Regions from separate parts of the Homo sapiens genome. Here region 2 is linked to region 1. Evidence: read pairs that join two places in POLR2A ChIA-PET (ENCODE). Cell type or tissue: OCI-LY7. All regions are shown on one strand. Each heading gives the region's core, and the rest is flanking DNA. Links, peaks and the distances in the headings are about the cores only. Region 1 overlaps ARID1B (AT-rich interaction domain 1B). Region 2 has its middle 9.7 kb from the start of ARID1B.

Region 1 (12,273 bases), core at 1,552-9,551:
TCCCAGAAGAAATTCTGAAAGAATATTAGTCTAACATATTTTCAGAAAGAAAAAAATGCTTAAACTGCCTATACATTAAATGCTTGTTTGAGAAATTACACTAATTACAACGAAGAGCCACTCTGTGATCATTAAAAATTACTATGCGTTCAGTGCAAGGGGTGATTCCAGTGTTTCCACTTCCCCATTCTACTTTCTATTACTTTTCATCCTTTTAGGCACTTATGTCTTAAAAGTGGCATAGCCTACAAAATTAGGAATTCAAAATACAAATTCAAAAAAGCCGCTTAATTTTAGAAATAGGTCCTCAAAAAGAAAAATATTTACACAATTTCATGTGAGAATTCAATCCTAAATAAGAATACTGGCGTCCAAAATCACCCAAAATGCAATAATAAAAATACAGATTCATATTGTCCAGTCAAAAAGAGTCTCCAATTTAATCATATATTGTAGCATTCTCAAAACTTCCTATCATTCCGTCCCATCTTTTCCATTTTCAGAAATGAAGTGATAATTCAAATGGGAAACACAGTAATTGTGTACAGTGCAGCCTGTCAATTGGTCCAGTTCTCTTCTGCACATCACCTTAAATACGTGCAAGCCAGATATGCTCTCCCGGGGCTGGGCGGGCCTGCATCTAGTAACTATGTGCTTAAAGTTGTCCAGGGCTACTAGATCAAAGACAGCCGTGCAAGAACACTTCCAGCTCTAACAGGTGCCACTTTGTGCAAAAACATCCACAGGAGTATTACAAAAAAAGACAGCACTGGGTTTCAGAAAGCCCGGTGTCAAAAAGGTGCTTTCATGCATTTTTAATCCGAGAGAGAAAGTGAACAATTGTCCTTCAATAATCAGTGTCAGGGCCAATGACACGGCTTCCCCTCCTTAGGGTCCACCCAAACTGTGACAATTGGCTTACCAACTACGGTCCTTAAGGGCTTTAAAAACAAAAGAAAACCAAAAAAGCTATCCTCCCCAGCACAGAAAAGCACCCAAATATTTGTCTTTTTCTTCTTTTGCCCCTTCCATCTAGTAATGAACAAGAAAAGAAGGAGAAAATGAATGTGATTGTCTGCTCTCTGGGACAGAAAAACATGCAAAGACTGTAACGATTTACACAAAGAGGTGTTTAAATTTTGACTCTTTTAGACTACGTAAATGCAGATGCTTCTCTCTATGAATTAATTAACATTCTGCTATTTAATATTTTAAGTCTTAGCAGCGGGTCCCACATGTTGGCTGACTGTGGGGTATAGCCTGAAAATTATTTGTAATGACAATTCTGTAACATTATCCCTCACTTTACCAAATTCCTTACCAATGTTTAATAACAAAACAAAGCAAGGTATCAATGGCATTTATTACTTTAACCCTATGATTTAGTATATAAAACTCTTCCAGGGAAGAGGGCATGAAGGAAGGGAGACAAAAATGGTTTTCTAAGTACTCCCAGGGGAGGAGAGGGAAGAACCCTGGTAACACGTGAGTACCTTCAGAAGAATCGAGGCAACAATTTAGAATAAAAAATAGCATACATAATCTCAAGGAAATGCTGGACATAATTTAGGAAAAATGCCACTGGACACAGAAGACCAAAAATGAAGACTAAATGTCCCCAAATTTTTGACATTTAATAAATATGTTTCTCCAGGAACCTGGTGCTCAGTTAATTAGTGAAAGTATATGGACCCAGGCGGTGAAGTTTCTCCCTGGCAGAAGGGGCAACAGGCTTCAAAAATAATGGGAAATTTACTCAAAGTTGTCTCCTTGGTTATTGTAACAAATATTTTACCAAAAGATATCAGAGAAGAAAGGGACTGCCATCAGATGACTCGTCTTTTATTTATGATGACAGAGCTAAGACTTAGCGAGGCAGCAGGGCCTCCCCACACTTCTGGTCTACCAAGCCAGAGAAGGCCCCCCGGCACCTCCCCTCATGCTAAGCTCCATTCCCAGGCCAGACAAGGCTATAAAAAGCCTGGCCTTGGGCCAGCTGGCAGACCACACACCGGGTATTTTTAACTTAAAGGGGCCTGAGGATCAGGCCAAATCCAGGGCACCAAAAATGCACAGAGAAGAATAACAACCTCCAGCCAGGATGGTGGTCCACATGGAAGATCCTTTTCCTGAGTTATCCTAATTACTAATGGGTGTTCTAATCGTGATGAAGACATTAAAAGATAACATTTGGGAAAGCTGATAAAAGTGGGTAGATACTTCATTTTGGAAGTGCACGATCACTTTGAAAGACCATATGTAGAGTTACATAAACAGCAATGTGAACACCAAACACTGGCCAAATAAACTGAACTCTTATTCTTTATTCCTGACACATAAGGCTACAGACTTGACTTTTGTTATAATTACTCTAACAGTTTGCTGTTGTTGTTTTTAGTTTCACACTGGTCTTGGCACTGGGCCACACATACAGATACTGTGAAGCTGTTCTCTTCAATAAAGCTCAAATACAGCAACAGTACAACTGAAGGCTGAGGAGCTAAGGATTATGCTACAATGACTAACTTCATTTTCTGGGTTCATAAGTATTAATCGGAAATTTCTTCCCGTTTCATTCTTTATTGTTAAAAATTACACTGAAACACAGACATTAGTTATATTTTCTGCCTTAAATGAGCACCACTGCATCTTTCCTTGAGGACTGAAGACTGGCAAAGTCTCCATCACGATTCTAAATATGAATGCTTAGTATCACCTGTCCAGTGACAGGGCAAGGGGAAGGCCAGGTAGGTGGGGTCTCAATTACAACACCCTTGCTCTGACTGTTTTATTTATTGGATTCTCTGGTGGGCTTCCAGGGAGGAGGTCGAGTTGGGTTCTGTGACTCCTGGAGAGCAAGCCACATCTGCAGAGAGCCGGGTCTACAGTCAGAAATTTCTTTTCGAACTAAATATAACCTTAAAATACTTTACTTAACTTGCCTCTTTTTCTCTCCTAAAGGCAAAGGATAACCAGAAAAATCATGTTTACCTGCAGACGTGTGTTAATAACTACCAAATGTAAACACATTCAAGATATCCTTAACATTTACAACACTAGGATCATCTTCATCCTCATTAAAATATATCTGCTCTCATCTGCAAGAAACCTCCAAAACTCTCTTTCCTTCCCATCGTCTATCTCAGCTGGACTCTCCTCTCTTACCCTTCACTGGGGATGTTCTCTACAGACCCAGACCTCATTTTGCCTCTGGATGGTGGGAGAGCCTGGCCGGCCTTCCCACTTCAGATCTCCCATTCGCTGGGTCCTAAACACAGCTGGGAGACCCTTTCCCCTGAGCAGCACTTCCTGAGTTCCCTGAAGCTTTTCCTGGCGAATCTAAACAAAGGCCACCCCACCCTTACATGGCCTCCTCAGACCAGGTTCCCTGCCAGAGACGCTCCAGTTGTGCTGTTTAATTCATTTATTCTTAGGTTTATTCTTAGTCTACCAATTCCTTGAGACACTGAAAACTCTGGCACATTACCAGATAGCACAGTATTAAAACCTATTAGAAAACAGGTTGGTTTAAAAAAAAAAACTGCTTATTAAAGATGCCTTTGCAGAGGTTTCTGGTAAACAGACAGATTAAATGCTCATGTTTCTCTCTACTCTTCCATGGGACCCCATTAAAATGACAGTAAAGAAATAAAAACAAATACCACAAGGGCAAAGAAAACATGAGGTGAGATGGTAACAGATAAGAAAGGTCAAAAAAATTTTGGAAGGAGAAAAGCAGAAAGACAAGTGATAATTAAAGTTTTAATCTGTTCTAGGTGACAGGATAAGAAGCAAGCTAATTAAAGTGCAGAACCCCAAAGACAGGAATCAGAGGGTGGCGGGGGGCTGGGTAAACAATCTGTAGGGAGCAATTCAGAGATCCCCCTTCCCAATCCCCACCTGTCCTGTAGGAAGTCAAGAGGACTTGCCATCTGGAGGGGCCACAGCAGGCGAGTCCATGGAAAACGGGGACTCAGTTAAAACACGTAACAGGCCCGTCCCCCAGTCAGCCTCCAGCTCTCCAGACACCCTGACTTCTCCTCTGAGAGTCAACGATGAGTTAGTTACTGGGGAGGGGGAGATAGCAGCATGTTAGGGTCTGCCAACAAGATGGCCCAATCCTCTCCCCACCACCGCAGCCCCGTCCACACACACAACGTGCCGATCGGTTCTCAGAACTGGCTGTTACAGATGTGCAGAAAGCGAAGGACCACCAGACACCTCAAGAAGGCCTCTGGCCAGGCGCGGTGGCTCAGCCTGTAATCCCAGCACTTTGGGAGGCCGAGGCGGGTGGTTCACGAGGTCAGGAGTTTGAGACCAGCCTGGCCAACATGGTGAAACCCCGTCTCCACTAAAAATACAAAAAAAAAAAAAAATATTAGCCAGGTGTGGTGGTGCACACCTGTAGTCCCAGCTACTCAGGAGGCTGAGGCAGAAGAATCACTTGAACCCAGGAGGCGGAGGTTGCAGTGAGCGGAGATTGTGCCACTGTACTGCAGCCTGGGTGACAGAGTGAGACTCTGTCTCAAAAACAAACAAACAAACAAAAAAAATAGCCTCCAACCAGAAAGACCGTATAGGTGAAGGGCTGAAAGGAAATATGGACCAGGAACACTGCAGAGGAGCCCTTCAAAAAGAATCCCAACATTGTCGTCGGCAAGATAAACCATTGTAGCCACGAAATAAGAGTAAGATGGTATAAAAAAGAAAAATTTGGTGAACAAAACAAGTTCATGGAAAGTGAAACTACAAAAACAGAACAAACATCTGCCAGGAACTACAACAAAAAAAGCAATCAGATGAAAGGAGGATAGAAAAAAAGTTTCAAAAATTAAAGAATTAATCCAGGACTTATAACACCCAACTAATAAGGTTCATAGATAGTAAGAACAAATGAAATAAAGATATGGTAATTATCAAAGGAATAATACCCTCCCCTAACGAAGAAAAAAATAGCACCAAGTTTAATACTGAATGAGTCTAGCAAAATGGATGGAAAATACCAACTCCAAAGTTCATCCACATTTTAGAAATCAAGGAGATCAAGTTTCTAAAGTCTCCAGAGAGAAAAACAATCAGTGACATACCAAAGAAGGGGCCCTGGACTTCTCAACAGACATGCTAGAAGCTCAGAGGACAGTGGGGGAACAACAGTTTTTGAGGGAAAATTATATCCAATCTAGAATTCTACACTCAGCCAATCCACCCATTAAGGCCACCTTTCTGACAAGCAGAGACACGCACATCTCCTGCACCCTTCCTACAAAGCTACTACAGGATGAACCCTACTAAAACGAGGATTACATAAAGACAAGACATGGAATTCAGAAAACAGGGTTTGAGGTCAAAGTAATTTCAAGAATGGCAGTTAAGGGATGCTTTACTCCGAATGCGCAGCGGGCCAGGAGGGTAATAAAGTACAGAATGCAGAATGCGGCAGGTGGCTCCCGGAGGGATTCCAGCTCTGACCAGGAGATCACCACTGCTGCTGAAAGCCACACAAAATTTAAAGAACAACATGCAAAGTGCTTACTTCCAAATAAAAGTCCAGTATGGCTGGTCTAATTAAAAGAACTTAAGCCACCTGAATGCATCCCCGGCTGAAGATGTCTCCTAAATTACGGAGACAGAGCTTTTTACATGTGGACATCTCCCCAGACACGGGAAGGCTATTCAAAAGATGATGGTCATCCATGAACATGAAAAATTGTTCACTCAGAGTCTAAGTAACTAATGGGTTCCACCATCTTGAGAGGAAGTGCACCGTTCTATCAGAGCTTGAGGATAAACTGGTGATGTATACATTTCTTAAAACGTAAAATAATGGGCAGTTATCAACTCCTGGATAACAGAAAGTTGTACAGTAAGGAAATATACTTGCAGTCCATGACTCAACTACAGACAGTTATTTTATAGTTACATTAACATAAACACTGAAAGTTGATTTAACCAAAAGTTATAATATGGAAAGATGATAGAGGGAAAAGGAAATACAGGGCAAGGCAGTCAGTTTTTATTCAAAACTTCACTTCTTTACTTATTTCCCTATCATCCTTCACCAGGTTAAACACACCAGAACAAACACTCAGAGTGTTGAGTATATTGCCTGAACATTACTTTAGATTTTTGGCAAGTTCCTATTTCCAAAGGCAAAAGTCACCAGCAATGTAGACTGCAAAGCAAAATGTTAATTCTTTATATATAAACTTAACTGCCATAGAGGTGCTATAATTGCATGATGCACTCTGATACAGAAGAAAGTAAGGTTAATAGAAATCATATACCAATTTTAAAAAGTCTACTTATCAAAACAATGTTTAGAGACATACTGCACTTCCATCCTCTCTGGATACACAGACAGAGTAGGAATTTTCTTCACTCTGGAAGCCTGAGCGCTTGCTCCAAGTATGAAGAAACAGTTTCTCTTCTTAAACAAAACAAAACAAAAAATCAAACAAGATCCAGCCAGCCTGTAAGCGGCAGCCCTGTGGCTTTCTGAACTGATCCATCGAAGCACCAAAGCAGAACAAAGATGAAAGGAAAATTTGGAAGCAAGAAGGGGAGAAAGCTTGATTCTATGCTCATAACCATGTGTAAACTGAAAATGTGAAAAATTCTGTAAAATTCACAAAGACCCCTTTACAATCTAATTGAACTTGAAAAGCACACTCTACCTACTCCCCAAGAACACATGCCTCTCTCCCCAGACCCAGCAAACTCCTACAGCAAGATCCAGGTCTAGGGGCACCTATTCCCCACCCCATGCAGCTTCAGGTGTTCCCAGAGTATAGTCCATAGATCTTGACCCAGCACTCCTCACACTGCATCCAAGTACCTGGTACGTGTCTGCTCCCATGATGTACTTTGAGTTCACCCACTTAGGGCTACCAGTAAACATCTGATGACAACTAAGTGAGCAAACTGTCAAAGACCTTAATAATATTCTCTCAATTTATTCGACCAAAACAATAGCTATGGATAGCAATGGACACATGAGATAATGGCATTTATCTAACTGCAAAATACCAATTTTTAAAATTTAGTAAATACATATTATTATTAGAATCAGTCTGGATTCACATATACAGCCTAACACCCCCCCTACATTCCTGTCCTTATCCCAGCCCAGGTGTGCCCCTCGGTGTTACCATAGCCCCAGGGTAAACATCCCTACCTGTGCGCACTACTCAGCATATCTCTTTGCAGAGTGTCCCTGCCGTGGTCCTCTGGAGCAAAGCCCCAGTTACGGCTGTCTTGGTATTTCCCCATGACTAGTACAGGACTGAACAACTGTAGACATTGAAAATACATGTGCTGAGTTAAACTCAAAGTAAGTAAGCTTAACTTACAGCATGAACTGTTTTTCTTTCCAGTGAAACACTTTTTAATTTAAAAATTGTATTTTAAAACTTTGCATACTACCATATATATAAAATAATACTACTCGTCATAAACAGAAGATTACCAGAAAAAATGAATACCATGAAGACAATACAATAATGGTTACATTCTAACCAGATATTGATGCTGCCCAAGGTATAGACACAGGCCTGTTCTTCAGAAAAAGGAAATGGGGTGGGAGGCACTATGAAGTGTTGGAAGGGTGCTACCGCGTACTAACACCAATGAGAGAACAACTACCCTACTCTAGAACTCCAGGTTATGTAATGCTGTGTCTATGTGCCACCCAAAATGACCTTGCCTAACACCAGTGGAATGTGTTGCACACACAGCAAGGCTGGTCTGGAGGATCTTTAAGGCTACTATCTAATAGAAAGGCAGAATTCTCTACTTAGAGTTTGTATCAGCTTGGGCAAGCTACCTAACCTCTGTTTCCCCACTGGCAAAGTGAGTAGTATTACTTACCTCATGGATTTGGCGAGAATTATAGGAAATGATATATGAAAAGGGTTTGGCAAGATTCCCTGGCACTTAAGAGTCTCAGTAAATAACAGACCAATGATAAAATCCTGTTTCTAGTGTAAAATGGTACAGCCACTATGGAAAATGGTTTGGCACTTCCTTAAAAAGTTAACATATAGAATTACCACATGATCCAGCAATTCTACTCCTAGGTATATACTCAAAATAATTGAAAGTAAGTATTCAAACAAATACCTGTACACAAATGTTCATAACAGCACTATTTACAATTGCTAAAAGGTGGAAACAACCCAAATGTCTATCAATGGATGAATGGATAAACAAAATGTGATGCATATATCCAACAGATTATTAAGCCATAGAAAGGAATGAAGTGCTGGAACGTGCCACAAGAGATGAACCTTGAAAACAGTATGCTAACTGAAAAAAGCCAGACACAAAAGGTCACATATTATATCATTCTATTTACATGAAGCATCAAAAACAGGTAAATCCAGCGGTAGAAGGCAGGTTAGCAGTTGCCTGGGGGGAAGAGGGACAACAGAGAGTAACTACGTAATGAATCCAGGGGTCTCATCTGGGGGTGGTGAAAATGTTGGAACTAGACAGAGGAGGTGGTTGTACAACACTATTACTGCAGTAAACATTATTGAACTGTACATTTTTAAGTGGTTAATTTTATGTTATGTGAATTTCCCCTCAAAAAAATTCCTCTAAGTGTGATAGACGTAGTAGGTAACATTCAATTTTCAAATTGTTAAAGGTCACAAAAGACTTTACGTGAAACGAATATTCAATGTCAAAATGAGGCTACTTTAATTATAATCAGTCTTATTATTTAAAAACTCAAAGGAACTCCAGTGTCAGTTACAAGGATTCCAGCTTTACCAGAATCATAAAACAGTGCTAGCGTGCGCCCAGAGTTCAGGCGCTAAGGAACTGAAATGCTTGTTATAGCACTTAGTAGGCATGTAAATTTGAACAGCCTGAGTAACCCCTCCCCTTAGCCTCCTCATTTGTAAAATGAGGATGACTATATAACAATGCCTGTCTCAGAGGCTGTTATGAGGACTGGGTGAGTTAATCCATATAAAACAAGCAAAACAAGTAAGTGCCTGACCCAGAGTAAGCCCTCAATAAACATGAGCTACTATTACTATTCATAAAATGGAGATAAATAGAAACATGGCAGGGATTAAAGGAGAACATCCATGTAAAAGTACTTAGCATAAGACCTGGCACAGAGATTGCTGTTATTGTTACTGTCATCCAGAGGCAACTTCTCATATTTACAAATAAGAAATTGGGTCCAGAGAGGAGACAATTGTGATGGTGACAGTTTACATGAAGGCACTAGATTCCTGTCATCATCATCATCAAAATTATATGTCTATCAAAGATTCTCAACTAGAATAAAGCACACAGGGATGATTTTTAAGAATTCAACCTAAATTTCATTCCTCTACTCCGAGGTGCAACTCTCATTCCAGCCGTAGCCATGACCTCTGCTTTGGAAATGGGCTACGATGCAGTGTATGCATAATGGCAGCAGCCCCCATAAAGCACTGTGAAAATCAAGTCTGGGTCCAAATGATCAGCGACAGAGAACTAAAATGCCATCAAAAGCCCTTTCCGTGATCCCAGCACAAACATGGATGTGAACTGTGCTCTCACTACAGAGGCTCAAAGCCCATCTTCCAGGCCCTGTTCTTCCACCACATGTGGTAGAACTCTCTTCCCTCCAGCAGCAAATCCCTAACAGAAAAACATCTGTTTTGTATGTACGGCATCCTAACTACTTGGGGACTTTCTTCAGTAAGCACTGTTGAATGACTGGTGTTGGGATGAAGAACCTAGCTCCCATCACAGGTACACCAAATCCAACTCAACCTTCTCCAGACTGAGGTATTACACCCAGTGCAAGGGATCATTCTGAGACATAATGGGCCTTAGAGCAGAGTAGCAGCCATCTCCAATTTACTCAATGGGGTTAGAATCAGAGAGGAAGAAACACAGACCCCGGACATGACACAGCAAGACAGCAAGACAGAAAACCACTCAGCTAGAACAATCTCTCAGGCATCAAAACTTCCTTAGGAATCTAAAAGCAGCATTAAAAACACAGCCCCATAGCTGTCTGCAGGCTTTGTTCTCAGAGCACCTGGGCACCGGGATTCTAGTGAAAACTATGAAAGCTTTGGAGAATGAGCCTAATCTCGGAGCGAACCATGGGTGGCAGATAACACGGCTAAAGCACACAGACATTTTTGCATCAAGCTGGACAGATTTCACTGGCCAGAGTCTAGGATTCGGCAACTTCTTCATTAGTAGTTTGGAAATGTTTGTGAAATGCCATGTACGGCTCTAGACGATGGGTCCACACCCGTGGAAAACAGTCCCTGCCGGCCTAGGCCATATGTTCTAACGGGAGGATCAGACAAGTGAGGTTCAGGAGGGGATAAGAGAGCTGGAGAAAACAGAACAGGGCAGGAGGCAGTGGGAGTGTGCAATTTTACTTAAGTCAGAGAAATGTCTCAAGGAACTCAGATAGCAAGCCCTGCAAGACTTCCCAGCAGGAGGAAAAGGAAACGCAAAGGTCAGAACAGATGAAAAAGGCTGAGAAAAGCCAAGAAAAAGATTTAAAGGCTGAGAAACAGAGGAGGGGTTGTGGCCCAGACGGTGGGAAGGAAGAAGCTACCAGGTATTGAGACAGGAAAACTACAGGAGGCGACACTGAAGAGGGAAATTTCTACACAAGAAAAACTTTGGAACTGTCGAGAACAATTCTGTGTTCCCTACAAAGAGTTAACAACCACAAAGTTCTGCCTCCGAAATTTAGAAATCCGAACTCAAATTCGCAGCCTCTCTTGCAGCCTGCGTGCATTCACGTGACTTAAATTCTTTGTTAGATCATAGCAGAGTTTGATTTGGAAGTAAGCACACTGCATGATGCTCCTTGCCAGACCTTGGTGGCTTTCAGCAGCAGTGGTGATTTCCTGGTCAGAGCTGGAATCCCTCCTGGAGCCTCATGTCTCACTCTCCACTGTGTGCTTATCACTCTCACGGCCTGCTGCGTATGTGCAGTGAAGCACCCCTTAACCGCCATTCCTGGAAGTGTGCTGTGATACATCAGATGCCATGAAGACTAAGGGCCAGTGATGTGACTAAGTTATCACTCTTCCCATCCTTTTATTTTGACGCCAAGGAGGAAGAAGAATGGGTGAGAACTCAGCCAGAGACACTAGGGGAGAAAGAGATTAGCTCTTCCTGGCAGCTGAAGGGGATTCTAGTCTTTCCTCCTCTCCCCAACTGCTCAGTGATTTGAATGTATCCCCTAAATTTCATGTGTTGAAAATTTAATCTCCAAATTCATATGTTGACTGGAGGTAGGGACTTCAGGAATTAATTAGATAAGGTCATCAGAATGAGGTTCCCTACAATGGGACTCAAGGCTTTATAAGAAGAGGAAGAGAGATCTGAGCCAGCACGCTACTACCCTCTCACCCTGTGATGCCTTCCACCACGTTGTGAAGCAGCAAAAGGCCCTCACCAGAGGCCAACACCATGCCTTTGAACTTCTCAGCCTTCAGAACTATAAGAAATAAATTTCCTTTCTTTATAAATTACCCAGTCTGTGATTTTTTTTACAGCAACAGAAAAGAAACTAAGACACTAACCATCAAATTTTGGCCAATTACTGAAGAGTAAGACCTTGTCATCTCCATGACCCCTAACGAATGGCACAGGACCCACAAGTAGGAAGAAAAGAAGGCAGGCCCTATTTCTCCATGAAGCCCAGGACACTGAGGAGAACCTCCAGAGATGTAAATCCTTAAGATGTCTGGAAAATGACTATTGGGATGCCTGAAGATCCTACTGGAAATCTCAAGGTAATATACTAATTGAAAAAAAGGGAAGCCTCCTTGTTGGCTGACCCTTTTAAGAGAGTATCTGAGGTCACAGATCCCATAGGCCAATAATTATTCTGGGCTTTACCTTTTCCCAGTTCTCTTTGGAAACAATGATTATGATACTGATTATAAAGAAACATCTAATCCTTACTTAGAGCGGTTTTTTTTGTTTATTATTATTATTATTATTATTATACTTTAAGTTCTAGGGTACCTGTGTACAACATGCAGGTTTGTTACATAGGTATACATGTGCCATGTTGGTTTGCTGCACCCATCAACTCATCATTTACATTAGGTATTTCTCCTAATGCTATCCCTCCCCCATCCTCCCATTCCCACCGACAGGCTTCGGTGACTTAGAGCGTTTTAAGAGCTCTTGCTTTCAGGTACGCTCTCGCTATCGTTGGCAGCTCAGGCTGGAAAACCATCCCTGCACAGCTGTCTTTTCTGTGGTGCATCTCAGACTGAAGCTTTC
Region 2 (12,273 bases), core at 1,584-9,583, 77 kb after region 1:
TTCATAGGGGAGATAAACAATTAACAATCACTCATACCTACTAAGGTCTGCCCCTCAATGTCACATGGGATTTGGCCAGTAAAGAAGCAAGCTCAGACCTTCCCCATCCCGCAGCATTTCCTGCAGCGGAGGCTTGCTGGCTGCCATTAGCGGGCAGCTGACCCTAATCCTCCCGCTGACACAACTCCGACTTGACACCTGGAACCCACCACTGTGGAGTCTGGACTTCCAGAACCTTAAGTTTAACATCAGGCTACTACAGTTTCTCTCCAAATTCCTTAGAAACATAGTAACACCAGTGAAATACATTAAGAAACACCTTACTACATTTTAATACATTGTACTTTTTATTTTATCCTGGACTGTCCGCTTTTGAATGACTTTATCACAGCCTCATTTATAAATTTCTTGTAACTTTTAGACAAATGTGTGTTCAATGGCTGCTTTTATTTCCAGTACTGTCCTCAATCATTTTGCCATTAGTGAAAATCACTTACTGAGCACCTACCAGTGTTTTTCAGTATTCTACATCACATCATGTAGTCATCTTTGTGGCCGTTCTTAGTGATAACATGCTGCCTGGCTGGCTAAAGGTCCTGCATAGGTAACTCCACTCTAGTTCCTCAAAATAAATATTTGGGTAGTAAGCATATATAATCAGGTATACAAATAAGTCACTTGGCAGTTGAATCACCTCAGTTTTCTAGAAAAGTTTCAGGAACTTACCTGAAGGCCTTCTAGGTCTCTCACAGATAATGATTAATTGCTTTATAGTACAGGTAAACTTTGAGAATAAGACTATGTTTCAAAAACAGTAAGTCCCAAATAACAATAACTCGTGCATTAATGGAGCGCATTCCTCGTTTTTAGTTCACCTTGCTTATACCTGATGACTTGGTTTCTAATTCATTATGCGAGTCAGTGAGCACCTTTAAGGGTTTATGACAGTCATCTAATTGTCTTGGTCAGGGCCAAAGGACTTGGTTATATGCTTTTCATACCAAAATGACATAATTTCATTGAGGAATCTGCTTATTAACCCATTCCCCTAAAAATGCCCAAGTTAAATATAAAGAATTTTTTTCTCTCTCTAACTTGAAGTTACATTGCAACATGTAACTCTAAGACTTAAATTTCAGTGAGCTCTCCCTGGCATCTTCTTGGGCCCTCAGGTGACACCTGTGTCAAGCTGTACTCTGTGTAGTATAGGTGACCCTCTTTCTCAAGGACCGGACATGCCAAAAGGTTTCCCTGCCAAAGCATAACCCACAAGGAGCATCTGGGAAGGGGACTCCTTGCCTCAACCCCAATTATTCATTTGACAAGGAACTGTCTATCACCTACTCTGCCCTAGCCCTGTGCTAGGTGCTGTGGGCACTGGAGTGAACAACAAAAACTAATAACACTTGACCACATTGAATGTACCGGATCATTCATTGAATGATCACTAATGGAGAGTTACAAAGCAATGGGTTCTGAAGGAAAGGTACAGGGTTCTATGAGGGAAATAGCCAAGGAGCCTGATGCAGACTGGGGGCTGAGGGACAGCTTCCCTGAGGAAATGTGACTTGGGCTGAACACTAAAGAAAGAGGAGAAAACATTAAATAAAGAAGGGAAAGAGTGCCGCAGACGGCAGGAGGCAAGTGGGACTGGAGAGCAGGGTGAGGGCAGGCATGCTGGGAGACAGGGACCACCATGCTTGTCCCAGGCCCAATTAAATCAGGGCTTGTGACCCAAAAGCAGTGGGAAGTAACCAGGGCATTGAAGCAGGGGGCTGACATCAGATCTGGGTTATAGCAAGAAACCACTGCTAGGAAGACAGCATGTTGGCAGTGCGGCCAGAGCTGGAATCGGGCGGCAGGTCCCGGGAGTCGGGGCTCAAACCTCTGGGACCAGGGCGGCCTGGCCACTCTCATTTATTGCGGCTCTGAGGATATTATGATATTTTTTAAAACCATAAAAGAGGAGCATACAAATGTTTATTTTAATGTTTACATTTTTAAATTCCTAATGTACAGACTCAAGAATACAATGCTATACAAATATGCCTTTTGCAGAATAAATCTTAAGATTTATTTATTTTTTAATTCATAGGGCAGTGTGAGCTGATCATAGATCCCAACCTAAAAAGCAAAAAACATGAAGAACATCTTTTAATCTAGTTGTTGTTATCTCTAGGACTAAATGTATAACTGTACCTGGCAACAACACCGCGTCTAAATGTAGGCCTCTTTATAAATGGCTCTCCTAATTATCTGTGATGATTGCGCATAGCCCAAGTGAGAAAAGAGAGATGGTGGAGTTGTATGGGGACCAGAGGGACTATGGGGATAGAGATAAGTGAACTGACCCCACAGAGTCCACTACTTCAGAATGTGCAGATTGCTCACTGCTCAAGGCCAAGGAGGTGGGTGGGGGCTCTGATTCAGCCAGGGCCTTGCATGCTACTCATTGAGTCCTGGCACAGAGCTGAGTCCACTGGAGAATGGGGTGTCTTTTTCTAACTTACACAAAGCTCCATGTATGCTAGCAGTGGCCTCCATGAGAGAGACAGTGAGGAGGTAACACTGAAGAATGAGGTCGTAGATTAGATAAGGAGGTGAGAGGATGGCAGGGCCGAGGCCTTCTCTTTCCTCTTTTTCCTCTCCACCCTTTCCTGCCCAAACCATATTGGCATGAAGCAACTGGAGATTCCAGCTTTTATCCCTGCCGTCCAGACCATTCCACACTACCCATCAGTCCTACCCAGCTTGCTCTCCCAGCCCTGCTCTGATAAGCCAACCCTGCTCACCATAGAAACTTAGCTCTAAAGAAAGCTTCAGGCTGGGCATGGTGGCTCATGCCTATAATCCCAGAACTTTGGGAGGCCAAGGCAGGCGAATAGCTTGAGCCCAGGAGTTCGAGACCAGCCTGGCCAACATGGTGAAATCTCATCTCTATAAAAAAAAAAAAAAATTAGCTAGGTACAGTCACATGTGCCTGTAGTCCTAGCTACTTGGGAGGCTGAGCTGGGAGAATCACCTGAGCCTAGGAAGTCGAGGCTGCAGTGAGCTGTGATCAGACCACTGCACTCCAGCCTGGGCCTCAGAGTGAGAACTTGTCTCAAAAGAAAAAGCAAGCTTCAAGGTTTAAGAGGCGGAGGACAACTCCTCAACTCCACACAGTGGGAACATTCTGTAGCCTGAGCATCTTCTCTGTTATCTAGGAATTTGTGAGATTGAGATGATCCATGGAAAACCTTTCAAAATAAATGGACCAAATTCAAGACACCTAACCATGAGTTACAACCAACCCTTTCTCAGGGCCACCTGCTTGCACAGCATGAGGGGCGTCTTGCTTGTTGTCACTGATACAGAGGATGTCTTGTCCAATGTGACTGGCATGTCCTGGGTTTTTCCCATTTGCCAGAGACCTGAGCTGTCATTCACAGGTGCTGAGAGGGAGCAGGAGAGGCAAGCAGAAGCTGAAATGCCCAGGCCTGGGCAGCGTCCTTGCTTTGCATCATGACTTGGCTGCTTCCTGCCACCTTCACACAGGTGTGAAACCTTAGGGCAAACCACCTCGAATCTCTGGAAAAGGTAAAGGAGAAGCTGGCCCAAGCGGGGATGGGGATGCCCCCGGCCTGCGGTACACCCTCCCTTGTTCTCATTCACTTACCTGTTTAGGGATAGTGCACAAGCGTAAAAAAGAGAAAACCTCAGACACAAAGAGTTGTATTTAATCAATGAACCAAACCACCTCTAGGCTGCATTGAGCTTTGTAACTGTTATTACATACCACTTAGTATGTTTATCCCGTGTCTGGCACTTTGCATACATACGGCAGAGAAGCAAGTTGCCTAACTAACCCAATATCTGTTCTTCCCACCTTTAGTTACAGAAGCCCCAGTGTTTAGCTGGGCACATGACCACCTGTTTAAAAAAATCGACATTTTGCATATTCCCTTGGAAGTCAGTACGTCCACACGCTCAAGCGGAGCTGCTCAGGGCAGCTCAGCTGCTGTCTACCTCCTGACTTCGTGTATGAGAAATAAGAATAAACTTCTGTCTTGTTTAAGCTTCTGGTATTTTTTGCTTTGTTTTGGTCTTTTTTCCCCCTTTTTCTTTCTTTTTTTTTTTTTTTTTGTAGAAAATCACATGTAAACCCAACTGATATAATGCATTATGGTTTCTCACATAATCCTCACAACAACCCTTTGAAGAGTTTGTAAACATCCCAAACCTTGGTTTACTCCTGTATAACACACAGATCGCAGTAGTGCTTACTTCCCCAGGTTTCTGAGGATTCAGTGAAATAAGGTCTTCAAAGCTCTGAGCACAGCACCTGGCACACCAGAAGTGTTTGATAACTGTACTTTATTAAGGTAATTTTCATCTCCCTAGCTGGATGGATCAATTTCTCAAGGACAAAGTCCCTGTCTTCAATTTCTGTTATATTGTCTACCACACTCAGAACATTCCTGAACCCACAGTGGGGGCTCAATTGTCAACATAATTTTATGGCTGAATCCAAACATGCAAATAAAATTATTACATGCATTTTCAAATTAATTGTTTCTTTCAGAGCAGAGAACTGATGTAGCTAAAGCAGCAATGACTATGCTGGTCATTTAAAATAAAGACAGGCTGGACACAGTGGCTCATGCCTGTAATCCCAGCACTTTGGGAAGCTGAGGCGAGTGGGTTGCTTGAGCCCAGGAGTTTGAGACCATCCTGGACAACATGGCGAAACCCCATCTCTACCAAAAAATACAAAAATCAGCTAAGCATGATGGTATGTGCCTGTGGTCCCAGCTACTCAGGAGGTTGAGGTGGGAGGATCACTTGAGCCTGGGAGGTTGGAGGATGCGATAAGCAGTGATCACACCACTGCACACAAGCCTTGGCAACAGAGTGAGACCCTGTCTCAATAAAATAAATAAATACAGGATTCCTAACTTAAAAAATTACTTAAAAGGCAGAGAAGGCCAGGCATGTTGGCTTACACCTGTAATTCTAGCACTTTGAGAGGCCCAGGCAGGAGGATTGAGCTCAGCAGTTCAAGACCAGCCTGGCAAACATAGTAAGACCCGATCTCTAAAAAAAAAAAAAGGTGGGCATGGTGGCACGCACCTGTAGTCCCAGCTACTTAGGTGGCTGAGGTGGAAGGATCGCTTAAGCCCGGGAGGTCTGAGGCTGCAGTGAAACATGTTTGTACCACTGCATTCCACCCTGGGTGACAGAGCAAGACCCTGTCCCCCTGCACGCCGCCCCCCGCCCCCCACCAAAAAATACAAAAATAAGGCAGAGAGCATTTTTCTTAAAAGGTGGTTTCTACCTATCAAGGTAACATGTTTCCAGCTGTGTTCAGAGGGCTACTGCTCTAAGAAAGGAAGTCTGTCTGACTTACCATCTTCCTCCAGGTAGACTTCCTCATTCTTGTTAGCTAAGGGACTATTGTGTAGGCATGAGATTCGCAACTGTAGAGAGCATTGCAGAGTTGCTATGTACATGTTTTAACGCTTGGGCACATAACAGTAAGGCTTGGTCTGTACTAGTCTAGCATGGCAGTTGTTTACAAACAACATGATTATTAGTGCTGATTCTACAAGATTGGTTTCCCATTGACCCCAATAGAAACAATGCAAAATATTTACCCTTTTCTAAAGCATAGTAAAACTCCTGTGGTTTTTGAAACCAGACCAAGAACACATGTAGAAAACCCCATGGATTATTTTAAGTGAACTTATTTTTTTAAATCTCATTAACTTTTCACCATATGCTGTTTATTTTTATATCCTGCATAGGCTGAAAAGTGAAAATAGACCAGGCCACTGTGTTTCATTTCAAGCAAATCATTATGAGGATGACACACACAGACTCTGGGGAGTTCAGAGAAAAACAAAGATGATTAAGAGGCCTTTTAAAGATGACTTACAAGAAAAGGTACTTAAAGCTCTACATGTTCCTTAACATAGCAACCCAGGAGGCAAACAGGAAAACTACTCCTCCTCGCCACAAGGATGGAGTATTCCTGCCGGGGGCTTCATGATCTGTGGAAAGAGGGTAGATTCGCATCCCAGCTCCATGTTTACAGGCCGTGCAAGTTTGGGCAATGTGCTGACCTTCGTGTGTACCAGGATGTACGTGAGACACTAAATATCTACTTCGTACAATTTCTGGGGGTAAGAATTAAATGAGAAAGTATATGTAAGTACTTAACATATTGCCTGGAATTAAACAGATAAGGTTTGAGGAGTGTGTGTGTGTGTGTGTGTGTGTGTGTGTGTGTGTGTGTGTTAATGTCTAAGTAGAATAGATGTGTGTTGTATGCTTTCAGGAAAACCAGGTATACTCCACTCAACCCCAAGCATTTCTCCTGCTATGTAATTAAACTTTCTCCATTAAAGATTTATGGATTTATTCTTTTCCGCAAAGGCTTTGAGCCTTGTCAAAATACAAATTTGCTTCTAACAAGTAATACCTTAAACTTGTATCAGTTATTTACACCTTCTTATGAACATATTTTGGATCTGTTTCTGAAAGCCTGCTTTGATGAAGGAGAGGAGATGAGAAAGAGGATGTGGATGCCAGAAAGAAGGTGGGCTGAAGCAGGAGGAGGGACCTCAGTGAATGGGAGGCTGAATGGTGGGGACAAAGTCTATTTCCTGCACAATATCCCCTCAGACCCAGCCCTAGATATTAATGAGCTGAAGGTATGAAAAGGAGAACATACCTAAATATTGGAAAAGTTTTTCTTTCCTTCTGAACAGTTCAGTCTCATGGATCCTCAACCCATTCCCTCAAAGCTGGAATCCCAGGGTTTGCCACCGCTGACCATGGCATGATAGACTCTTGATAGATGGAGATGGGTACTGAGAAGGAGGGTCATGCAGTAGGGGGGGCTCTTTTCCAGGCAAGCCCAAGTTAATGCCATGATTCTGTGGCTACATAGGACAGGGGATGATGTAGAACATTTTTACTTTAGAGGTGATGACGAAGCACCATAGATCCTCTACCGCTACAAAAGGAGGCTGGTACCAAGGCAGGAGGGAAGAGGGAAGTAAAGGAAGCTGCTGGCCCTAGGCCTCTGGAACCTGCACCCTACCATGTGGGCCCACGTGGGTCCCTTTGGCTGCAATGACAAGGATTGGTTCATGCACAGATATGAGAGTCCATGTCACCCACAGTGATGTGGAGAAGAGGACAAGGAAGGAAGAAACTGGAAGGGAACAGAAGTGGGGAAGAAGAGGGAGGGATGAGAGAGGTAGAATGACAGAGAGAGAGCGAGAGACACAGCCAGACATGGTTACTAAAGACATCACTGGGTCTAGGAAAAAAACAATGTTACAAACTATAATTTATCATTTGATACATGTATCATTAGCCAGGCTAGATCCTCTTACTAATGTGAGATAATTCATGGAAGTCATAGCAATTTTAGGCTTGAGGTTAAAACTGTAGAAGATGGATGGTTGCGATGGCTCATACTTGTAATCCCAACACTTTGGGAGGCCTAGGTGGGAGGGTGACTTCAGGCCAGGAGTTCAAGGCCAGCCTGGGCAACAAAATGAGACCCAGTCTCTACAAAAAAAATAAAAAATAAAATTAGCCAGGTGTGGTGGTGCACTCCTGCAGTCCCAGCTACTTGAGAGGCTGAGCTGGGAGGATTGCTTGAGCCTGGGAGGTTGAGGTTGCAGTGAGCCATGATCATGCCACTATGCACCATCCTGGGCAACAGAGCAAGAGACCCTGTCTCAGAAACAAACAAACATAAAACTGTAGAAGATGAGTAAGACCCTCTTAGCCTTTCCAATTAGTATTCTTCCTTGCTGATTTTCCAGAGAGAAATTCCTTAAACAATTGGCCCCACTGACTCCATTTTATTCCATAACCCCTGCCACATTCTAATTTCTAGCCTCATCTGGTTCCTGGAAAATTTCCATCTCTGATTTCTCATTACCTTCTTTCTTCTAGAAAAACCCTCTTGTCTTTTCTTGGCTTTCCCCTGCTTCCATCTTTTAGAAATATGTATTGATATCTGGAGCGTGGTGTTTTGTAACTAATTCTACTCCTGCGGATTAGAGCTGAGATAGGAGGTCTGTTTACATGATATAAGCCCTTCTAAGTGCCAGATATGTGCGGGAGGACTCAGGGGTGTGGGTGGGATGGAAGTCTCAAGGGCAGATGGCGGTCCTCCACCTGAAAGAGGCACCTACTGACAGACTTCAGTTTCCTGTGGCGAATGGACCAGTTAGTGGCCACCGGTGACTCTGTGAGTCTCAAAATTATTTTTCCCCTTCCCTGATTTCCCTGAGACCATTCTAGCTTCTTCCACACTTTCTGTTTCCTTCACCAACTTCTTGTCCTCCTAGCCACAGCCTCCCAACCCTAAGGCAGCCCCTATCTGCTCCTTTTCTTTCAGGCCTCACTGCCCCGTGGCCCTCCAGTCCACCATGGTGCCCCTCAGGACGGCCCTGGCCTCTCCGCCCTCACCCACTGTTGCTGGTTCCTCTCTCTGTGCCTTGGTTCGTGTCATTCCCCCAAATGTCCAGCCACTGCTCCCAAGTCAGGCTCACTACTAGCCCTCTCTGAGAAGCGGTCCTTGACGAATTCCACTGCTAACCCCTGCCCCACCGGGCTTGCTCACGCCTCTCCGCCTTTACGTTTGCTGCCTCCTGTGTTCTTTCCCATTGCTTGTTAAGAAGCTGCCATCTTTCCAAACTCGGCCCAAATATCACTGGCCTTTGTGAAGCCCTCCTTGATCACAGTTCCCACACGCCCTATGGAATAGTCACCTCAGAGCTATGAAACCAGCTTGTGGGCATCACGATCTTAGCCTTTATTGTATTATGGTGTAAATATTTGTGAGTGTTCATGTCCCAACCCCAAAAAGGGTGCTCCAGAAGGGCACCCCCACATTTTTGCATATCCAGGGCCTAACCTAGGACCTGGTCCTCCACTGAACGAATGACCTCTGAAACCAGTTAGAGCAATACTGGGGCAATGCCTGCTCCTCCAAGCAGGGGACCAGTGTGACTGATATATTTGAGCTTTCCCGACACTTCCTGAGCAGGCACAAGGCCCCTATGCATGAGGATATGTTCTTAGCAATCAATCCATTATTCTTTTCTCTTCTGTTTTGCTTTCTTTCTTTCTTTTTTTTTTTTTTTTTTTTTTTTGAGACGGAGTCTCTCTCTGTCACCCAGGTTGGAGTGCACTGGCACCATCTTGGCTCACTGCAACCTCCACTTCTCAGATTCAGGTGATCCTCCTGCCTCAGCCTCCTGAGTAGCTGGGATTACAGGCATGCACCACCACATCTGGCTAATTTTCATATTTTTAGTAGAGCCAGGGTTTCACCATGTTGGCCAGGCTGGTCTTAAACTCCTGACCTCAAGTGATCCTCCCACCTCGGCCTCCCAAAGACCTGGGATTACAGGTGTGAGCCACCGAGCCCGGCTGATCAATCCATTATTCTAGGGAAATTGAGCAGAATCCTCGTGTCACAACGTGGGCAATGACTTCAGAACATCACTTGCTGGAGCCATATTTTTTCAAGACACATGCCAGTCACTCTGCTCGTCTGAACATACTGCAAGGGTGGTCTCTGCAGGAGGGAGAACGTGAGGCGACCACCCTCCTATGCCAGTACTCTGCTCTCGTAGTTAGGGAACCCCAAGCCCACAGGGCCTCCCCAGGAGCCCTACTTCTGAAATGTGGAATTTTGCCCTGGGACATTATAGAAGAAAAGTTCTCTGCTCCACGTAGCAAGAGTCAAAGAACTAGAAACAGCCATCATGGATTGCTTTAATGATTTCCAGATATCAACATGGGGAAAATTTCTAGACAACATGGGGGAAATAAAAGTTGTACAATGCAGAGCACATATATAATTTTTAAATGGCATGCAAAAAGGCTGTGTGGCCACCCTACAGACTTGAGATTTATTTATTTTATTTTATTTTATTTTATTTTATTTTATTTTATCTTTTGAGACAGAGTCTAGCTGTGTCACCCAGGCTGGAGTGTAGTGGCTCAATCTCAGCTCACTGCAACCTCCACCTCCCGGGTTCAAGAGATTCTGCTGTCTCAGCCTCTCAAGTAGCTGGGACTACAGGCACATGCCACTGCACCCAGCTAATTTTGCATTTTTAGTAAAGACAGGGTGTCACCATGTTGGCCAGGCTGGTCTCGAACTCCTGGCCTCAGATGGTCCGCCTGCCTCGGCCTCCCAAATTGCTGGGATTACAGGCATGAGCCACCGTGCCCAGCCTTGGGATTTTTTTAAAAAAATAACTAAAACCCCTGTTGAAAATGCTTTTTCTCTATACTGCCAAAGAGCTCAGACTATTACAATTATTAGATATAGACATTAGATATTTCCTTGCACTACAGAGAAATAAAGTTATTAGCATGATGGGTCTAAAAATAGGCTATTTGTAGCTGAGTTGTGATGTATTTTCTAGATACTTTGTTTTAATTTCTAACTTTGTTAACTCAAGTATAAGATGCTATATGTTATATGCTTCTTGGCATTACATTATTCGGTCAGGATCTGATTTAATTTCTTTTATAATAAACAAATAAATCTAAAAATATTTTATTTATCATCTCCAGCAAGTTCCCCTACGCTGGCTCCGGGACCAATAGTCAGCTAACGGGGCTTCATTAGGGTGACATGCAGTGAATTTCCAAAGCTATGTCTAGATGCTTTGAGAATGGACACCCGTTCTCCTTTGCCACTGCTCCTCCAGTTCTGTGCTGTACCTTCAGCCAAGGCCCAGTCTTCACTTTGTCCAACAGTTTTGCTAACCACATCCTTGTCTTGTTTCTTAGGATTGAGCCCCAGCCACTGAATCCTGCCTACTCTATTCTCCTGAGCCTGGGGCTCTTCTTTGCTTTTGCCACAATGTCTATTTTATCCTTCCACCTCCGTTGGGACTGGGATCTGGTCCTTCAACTCTTGGTTCATTGCTGTCATCTTGTTACCTGCTGAAAACTGTATATGATGCTGCCAGCCTGCCTGGATTGCCAAATATCAGCTCCCTGCTTATTGAACACGCCCTGACGCCTACTGCTTGCATTGACAGTTCACATTAGTCAAGTGCTCGCGGTGTGACAGGGCACAGTGCCATGGGCTCTGCATTTGTGACCTCATATGATCTTCCTAAGGATCCTATGAGGTAGATAATATCTCTGTTTTACAGGTAAGCATACTGGAAAATGTGAAGTAAAAGAATTTGTATCAGGTTGCTGGGTGCGGTGGCTCACGCCTGTAATCCCAGCACTTTGGGAGGCCGAGGCAGGCAGATCACCTGAGGTCAGGAGTTCGAGACCAGCCTGCCCAACGTGGTGAAACCCCGTCTCTACCAAAAAAAAAATACAAAAAATTAGCCGGGCGTGGTGGCGGGCACCTGTAATCCCAGCTACTCAGGAGGCTGAGGCAGGAGAATTGCTTGAACCTGGGAGGCGGAGGTTGTGGTGAGCTGAGATCATGCCACTGTACTCCAGCCTGGGCGACAAGAAACTCCATCCCCCGCCGCCCCCTCCAAAAAAAAAAGAATTTGTGTCAGGTTATACAACCAGTAAAGGGAGAATCTGAGATTGGAGGAGTCTCAAGCTGGTTCCCATTCTGGGGAAGCCCTGCGGCCGCAGTCTACAGGTCCCGGGTGAAGCCTGCGCTGAGGCATCTCTCACCATGGCCTGGGCTGAATTTGGTGCTGTCGTTTTGTCCCCAACTCAATAGATGGGTCCAATTCGAGGGTCACATACTGCCAGGCTGTTCTGTCATAATTGGCTCTTACATTTTTGACTCACACCACAGCATATCTAGGACTACCAATAATTAATAATGGGAAATGCTAGGTATGAAGAACAGATATAAAAATGTATTTATATTTGGTAAAACTTTATTAGATTTTATTCTTCCCTCCCTTCCTTCCTTTCTCACTTCCTCCCTCCCTTCCTTCCTTTTTTCCTTCTTCCTTCCCTCCCTTCCTTCCCCCTTCCCTTCCCTTCCCTTCCCTCCTTCCTTTCTTCCTTCCTCCTTTCTTCTTTCCTTCTGTATAAGAGAAACTTTTGTGTTTTTTTTTTTTTTTTTTTTTTTTTTTGTTGTTGTTGTTTGAGACGGAGTCTCACTTTGTCGCCCAGGCTGGAGTGCAGTGGCACCATCTCGGCTCATTGCAAGCTCCGCCTCCCGGGTTCACGCCATTCTCCTGCCTCAGCCTCCGGAGTAGCTGGGACTACAGGCGCCCGCCACCATGCCCAGCTAATTTTTTGTATTTTTAGTAG

The links. ChIA-PET counts read pairs that join two places held together with the same protein. Peaks named below come from ENCODE experiments on the same cell type or tissue, not always from the same donor. Only the 100,000 strongest peaks of a DNase experiment are listed, where the experiment ranks them.
Region 2: POLR2A ChIA-PET joins it to region 1 with 14 read pairs; 2 of 35 experiments call an interaction of 5 or more read pairs at or near these places.

Annotation. Positions count from the first base shown.
Region 1 is chr6:156,838,427-156,850,699 of GRCh38, reverse strand. All of the region lies in intron 2 of ARID1B (AT-rich interaction domain 1B), which reads right to left. Among named protein-coding and RNA genes, the nearest start is that of MIR4466, 65 kb to the right of the region's middle. In OCI-LY7, for the core only: no CTCF peak of the experiment used is centred there; a DNase peak (open chromatin) is centred at 4,749; H3K4me3 peaks cover 175 bases; H3K27ac peaks cover 1,207 bases.
Region 2 is chr6:156,761,532-156,773,804 of GRCh38, reverse strand. No RefSeq gene overlaps it. Among named protein-coding and RNA genes, the nearest start is that of ARID1B, 9.7 kb to the left of the region's middle. RefSeq lists a silencer at 1-290 and an enhancer at 5,878-5,937. In OCI-LY7, for the core only: no CTCF peak of the experiment used is centred there; a DNase peak (open chromatin) is centred at 5,424.